2 separate regions of the Homo sapiens genome follow, and region 1 is linked to region 2. Evidence: read pairs that join two places in POLR2A ChIA-PET (ENCODE). Cell type or tissue: Caco-2. All regions are shown on one strand. Links, peaks and the distances in the headings refer to the core of each region. The heading gives the core; the rest is flanking DNA.

The links. Peaks named below come from ENCODE experiments on the same cell type or tissue, not always from the same donor. Only the 100,000 strongest peaks of a DNase experiment are listed, where the experiment ranks them.
Region 1: POLR2A ChIA-PET joins it to region 2 with 25 read pairs; 2 of 35 experiments call an interaction of 5 or more read pairs at or near these places.

Annotation. Positions count from the first base shown.
Region 1 is chr20:50,319,642-50,322,542 of GRCh38, forward strand. LINC01271 (long intergenic non-protein coding RNA 1271) reads right to left here and starts at 1,701. Exons shown (of 3, transcript NR_109950.1): 1 at 1,434-1,701. RefSeq lists enhancers at 1,283-1,867, 1,868-2,453, 2,454-2,901. In Caco-2, for the core only: no CTCF peak of the experiment used is centred there; a DNase peak (open chromatin) is centred at 1,870.
Region 2 is chr20:50,032,815-50,035,715 of GRCh38, forward strand. No RefSeq gene overlaps it. Among named protein-coding and RNA genes, the nearest start is that of SCREEM1, 3.8 kb to the left of the region's middle. In Caco-2, for the core only: no CTCF peak of the experiment used is centred there; DNase peaks (open chromatin) are centred at 989 and 1,357.

The DNA.
Region 1 (2,901 bases), core at 315-2,814, 290 kb after region 2:
GTGGTTGTTAGGGGAATGGGGAGCGGCTGCTTTATGGTCACAGGGTCTCCTTTTGGGGTGATGAAAATGTTTTGTGATTAGCTAGAGGTGATGGTTGCAGAACACAATGCAAAAATGCCACCGAAATGTTCACTTTAAAATGCTTAATATGATGCTATGTGAACTTCGTCTCAGTAAGTTATTTTTTTAAAAAACCAGTGGAGTAAACCAAAAAATCAATTTACTTAAGAAAAGGTATGAATGGCTTTAAAGATGGCTTTTAAGTGACGTGTGGGAGACAGTGGCTAAGGGGATGATTCTCACCCATCGTGAGCCTGGGACCATGGATGGGGCCAGAGGTAGCTGCAAGGTACAGGGACCCGGCGTGAAATTCCATCAGTTAACACTGTAGGTGAGGCTTTCCAGCTCCCTTTCGTCCTCCCTGTGATGCCAAGGGGAGGGAGAAACTCCACGTGGGGCTTGTGTGTCTTGAACACACATTGGCTTATACCTTGCTCAGGCCTGGAAGGCCCTCTGCTCACTGACGGAATCCTATGCATCCCTGGGAACCCAGCTCAAGCCTCACCTCTACGGGAAGCCCTTCCTGATTACACAGGTGGTCAGGCGGGGTCAGTCCTGCAGCCCTTCAGACCCGGTTGTGAATCCCAGTCTTGCCACTTACTAGTGGGAGGAGTCTCTTAACTTAGACATATTGTTTGACTAAGAGGGCCTCAGTTTCCTTATCTGGAAAATGGGGGCTTATGATAGCTCTTATCTCACTAGGTTGAGCTCCTACATAGAAAGTTTTAGGACAGAACCTGGGGAGATGTAGCTGCCCTTCATTCACACTTCAGTCTGACACTGATCACATCACAGTTGCATTCCTTTTCCTCCTGTCTCCTACACTGTGGGCAAGGGCTCAGCCTTTGTGATCTCTGTATCATGTTGCTGTACAGAACTCACACACAGTAGGCACCCAAGAAGGGCGGGTTGGCTGACGTGCAGAGGAACTCCCAGAATTCCACCTCTTCTCTCACCTCCACGGTCCCCACCCTGGTCCAGACCCTGCATGGCTTACCTGGACTATTGTGGTCTCCTCCTCCCTGGTTTCCTGGCTTCTGTCCTGAATCCTCCACCTCCAATCCATTCCCCACATGCAGCCAGAGAGATCCCGTGAGAATCTAAGTCAGATCTCGTCCCTTCTCTGCCTGGAAACTTCCCACAGCTCTCACCTTGCTTAGAGGAAAAGCCAAAGTCCTTCCCGTGGCTCATCCACTGTGGGACATGCCCCAGGTCCTCTCTGCTCTCTGTTCCTCCTCCCCAAGGCCTCATCCCTACGACAGTCTCCTTGTTGTTGCTCCGACACTCCAGGCTCCACCTCAGAACCTCGCATCTGCCGTTCTGGTTTCCTGGAGCACCCATTACCCCACACGGCCCGCTGCTCACTTCCTCACCTCCTCCAGGCCTCTGCTCAAATAGCACCTGCTAGGGAAGCTTCCCCCTGCTTCCCAGGTTTTGCTGGACTCCAAAGCTCTTTTCTTCCCAGAGGCAAAGCCCTTGGCTGGGGTCCTGGGCCCAGCCCGGTGACTCAGGCGGAGAAGATGCTCCCAGGCCTCCCGCTGGATTTGGGGCCCAGGGTCAGCCATGGGGGTAGGCGGTACCTAGGCTGTACCTGGCGCAGAGGCCTCTGCCTGCCCCTGCCGTGGGAGGCAGCCCTGCCCTGCACACACGGGCTTCCAGGCTGCGGGTGGGAAAGCCCCACATCCTCCTCTGCTTACCTGACTCCAGCTGACTCAGACCCCCAGCCCTGGCCAGAGGGGAGCCGCAGCTGCTCCGCCCCTTGATGGGAAGCAGAGCTGTGGCTGTGAGGGCCTGGCTGGGCCAGACACTGACTCACCTCTCTCTATCCCGCCCCTGCGCTGGGAGCCACGCCTCCCTCTGGCCAGAACCTCTTGGCCTTCTGCTGTGGGAGCTGCCCCAGGCGGAGTCTTCCCGAGGGGTGCCTTCTTCTGCCTCTGGGGGCCTTTCTGTTCCTTCAAGGCCCAGTTTGAGGGCCATCTCCTGCTAGGAAACATCAAATGCCCTCTGGCCAGAAGGGGAAAAGGATATGGGAGAGGTAAAATAATGATAATAATACCAGCAACAGTAATGAAAACAACTGTTATACAAGAATAATAGCAGCTAGCCATGCTCACTGTGTGCCAGGCACTGTGCTAAACACTTCACATTTTAACTCATTCAATCCTCACAATAGTCCTATGAGGTAGGAACTCTCATTTCCCAAGGCACAGAGTGGTCAGTATCCAGCCCAAGGCTACCAGCCAGCCAGTGGGAGGAAGGGATGTGAATCTAGGCAGCTGGACATTGAGTCGCATTCTCACCCCCAGCTCTGAGAACCGAGTGGAGGCCCCCGAGGCTGGAACGCAGGGAGCTGGGAGGGAGGGGAGCCAGGTCCTGGGCTCTGTTCCAGTGCCCGTCCCCACAGTGGGATTTTAAGTCTCCCCAGGCAGAGGCCAGCCCCCTCTCTCCAGGGGAAGAACCTCCCAGAGGGAGGGCCCTGCCGCAGCACAGGCTGGTGCTTGTTCCCTCCATTGGAGTGGAGCTCAGAGCAGAGGGTCTGGGCAGTCTACCAACATTGCCCAGCCCCAAGTGATGCCAGCCCCTGCTCTGGGCAGCCACCAAACAGGAATTCACACAGGTAGGGCAGGGACCATGGCGTGGGCACTTAACCCATTCACCCTGCCAGCCACACTGTGAAGTGGGGACAGTACAAACATCCGTTTTACAGAGGAGGAGACTAAGGCTCAGGGTGGCAGGACTTGCTCAAGGCCACAGAGGCAGAACATGGTAGGAGCGAATTCAAACCCAGGATTGTTCTGATGCCACACGGTCAGAGTCCCTTCTACTGGGTGGTGACACAGC
Region 2 (2,901 bases), core at 177-2,676:
AATTAAGCTAGGTGTGGTGGCAGGTGCCTGTAATCCCAGCTACTCCGGAGGCTGAGGCAGGAGAATTGCTTGAACCCGAGAGGTGGAGATTGCAGTGAGCCGAGATGACGCCATTGCACTCCAGCCTTGGTGACGGAGCAAGACTCTGTCTCTCCCCCAAAAAAAGAAAGTCCCCAAATGTAATGTGTGCCTCTCATCCTCAGTATCAGGAGAGTGCTGAGAGCACACACGGCTGACATTCTCTGTGTGGGGAGCCAGCACATGGCCCTGGGAGCCAGGCCTGGCTGCCTTTTGGCCTTTGTGATCGGGTCCTGTACTGTGCGCTTTACTTTCTGTGCCTTGGTCTCCTCATTTCTTAGCGAGGACTGAAGCTGTTAACCCATGCCAAGTGCTTGGCTTTACATCAAATAGTAAAAGTTACTCTTACTCCTGTCTGGTGCCAGCCTAGGCTCATATTACAGACAAGAGGCCTGGGGCAGTGGCTCATGCCTATAATCCCAGCACTTTGGGAGGCCAAAGCGAGAGGGTCACTTGAGCCCAGGAGTTCAAAACTAGCCTGGGCAACATAGCAAGACCCCATTTCTACAAAAAATTTTTTAAAAAAATTAGCCGGGCATGGTGGTGTGTGCCTGTAGTCTCAGCTATTCGGGAGGCTGAGGTGGGAGTATCACTTGAGCCTGGGAGGTTGAGGCTGTAATGAGCTATGGTCATGCCACTGCACTCCGGTCTGGGCAACAGAGGGAGATCCTGTTTCAAAACAAACAAACAAACAAAACTGGGCCCAGAAAGAGTAAGGTCCTTGCCTGGGACCGCACAGCCAGAAAATGGCAGATTCAAGATTCAAGTACCCTGAAAGTCTTCTGTGCCCAGAAATACACACACAGGGCCCACACATCCACTTGGAAGGATACCCAGGACTGTGCATGCACTTACAGCCAGGACCGTGGCCACAGAAAGGCCCTGGGGTCAGCAGAGGCTGGAATGGTCAGTGGGAATGTTCCCTCCCAGCCAGGGCTTGCAAATTCCAGAACCTCCAGTGATAGCTTTCGGGAGCCTAGATTCTTCCTACTCTAACCTCTGCCTAAAATTCCATTTCTTCTTCTTTTCCTTGCTTTAAGCAAGGGTCAGATGATTCCAATGCCTGCAGATGCTAGGCAGGTACTTAAATAAGTTAAGGGTGAAGCAATAGGGGTTGGTGGAGACTGTGATGGGTGTGATTCATTGCCACGTAGGAAAGCCGGCCCGCTGCTGTGGGAAAACGGGAAGTCAGAATTGTAATAGAATTTTTTTTTTTAAAGTGACTGAGTCTTGCTCTGTCACCAGGCTGGAGTACAGTAGTGAGATCATAGTCCACTGCAGGCTGGAATTCCTGGGCTCAAAGGATCCTCCCCTCTCAGCCTCCTGAGTAGCTGAGTAGGTGCAAGCCACCACGCCCAGCTAATTTTTGCATTTTTAGTAGAGACAGGGTTTCACCATGTTGGCCAGGCTGATCTCCAACTCCTGGCCTCAAGTGATCTGCCCACCTCAGCCTCCCAAAGTGCTGGGATTACAGAAGTGAGCCACTGTGTCCGGCCCACACCTGGCTATTAAATTTTTTTTTTTTTTTTTTTTTTTTTTAGAGCCAGAGTCTCTCCATGTTGCCCTGGCTGGTTTTGAACTCCTGCGCTCAAGCGATCCTCCTGCCTCAGCCTCCCACAGTGCTGGGATTATAGGTGTGAGCCCCTGCTCCCAGGCTGATTTTGTGGGCAAGAAATTCCAGTTGTTTCTAACTCTGTGGGGGTCAAACAAGTCTCCTCTGTCCCTCTGTGGGTCTGGTTGGTCCGAGCACCCCCCGTTTGTAGTCTCTGCCTGTTCACTGAGGCCAGAGGCTGGGTGCTTGCTGTGTGCCCTAGGGAAGGGCCTGGGCTTCTCTGTGTTCAATTTCCTCATGGCCAGACCCTGGGGAGGACACACATGGTAGAGAGCTGAGACTCTCCAGGGGAGAGCCAGACCTGGACAGCAGAGGAAGGACCGTCATGCCTGAAAAAGTCATTTCTCTCCTCATCCCTACTCTGCCCGTCTCCTGCTATCCGCAGGGAACTTAATGGAGAAAACACCCTGCCAGTGCCTGTTTTCCTTTCCATCCTGCGGTGGGTGCCAGCTCCAGATGAGTGACTCAGGGCTTCCCATGGCAGCAGATAAACACTCGCTCTGATGCCCCGGGAGGAGGCCGGGCAAGCAGCCCCAGAGCAGCAGGCAGCATCAGGTGGAGAATGAGGGTGGGGGCTCAGCTCAGCCACCTTTTCTAGGCCTTTCAGGGCCTGTCAGAAGCTCCCATGGAAGATGTGGAGGTTGGGGAGCAGTAGACATTCACAGGCCTGGGAATGGGGGTGCTTGAGTATCTGGGGCACCCACGGGAAACTCTGGCCTCCTTAGGCTTAATGGGTGGAGCCGGGTGGATAGAGGGGTAGGGTGTCAGAATTGGCTTAAGAATTTCAGAGTGGGCCGGGCATTGTGGCTCACGCCTGTAATCCCAGCACTTTGGGAGGCTGAGGCAGGTGGATCACGAGGCCAGGAGATCGAGACCATCCTGGCTAACACGGTGAAACCCCGTCTGTACTAAAAATACAAAAAATTAGCCAGGCATGCTGGCAAGCGCCTGTAGTCCCAGCTAATCGGGAGGCTGAGGCAGGAGAATGGCGTGAACCTGAGAGGCAGAGCTTGCAGTGAGCCGAGATCGCACCATTGTACTCCAGCCTGGGCAACAGAGCGAGACTCCGTCTCAGAAAAAAAAAAAAAAAAAATTTCAGAGTGAGGCAGGTCCCAGCAGGCCAGGGTCATTATGGCAGCCTTCCTGGAGGAGGGGGCTGAAAGTAGCTCTGTGGCTGCTAGCCTTGAAGTCAGGATACCTGGGCTCACACT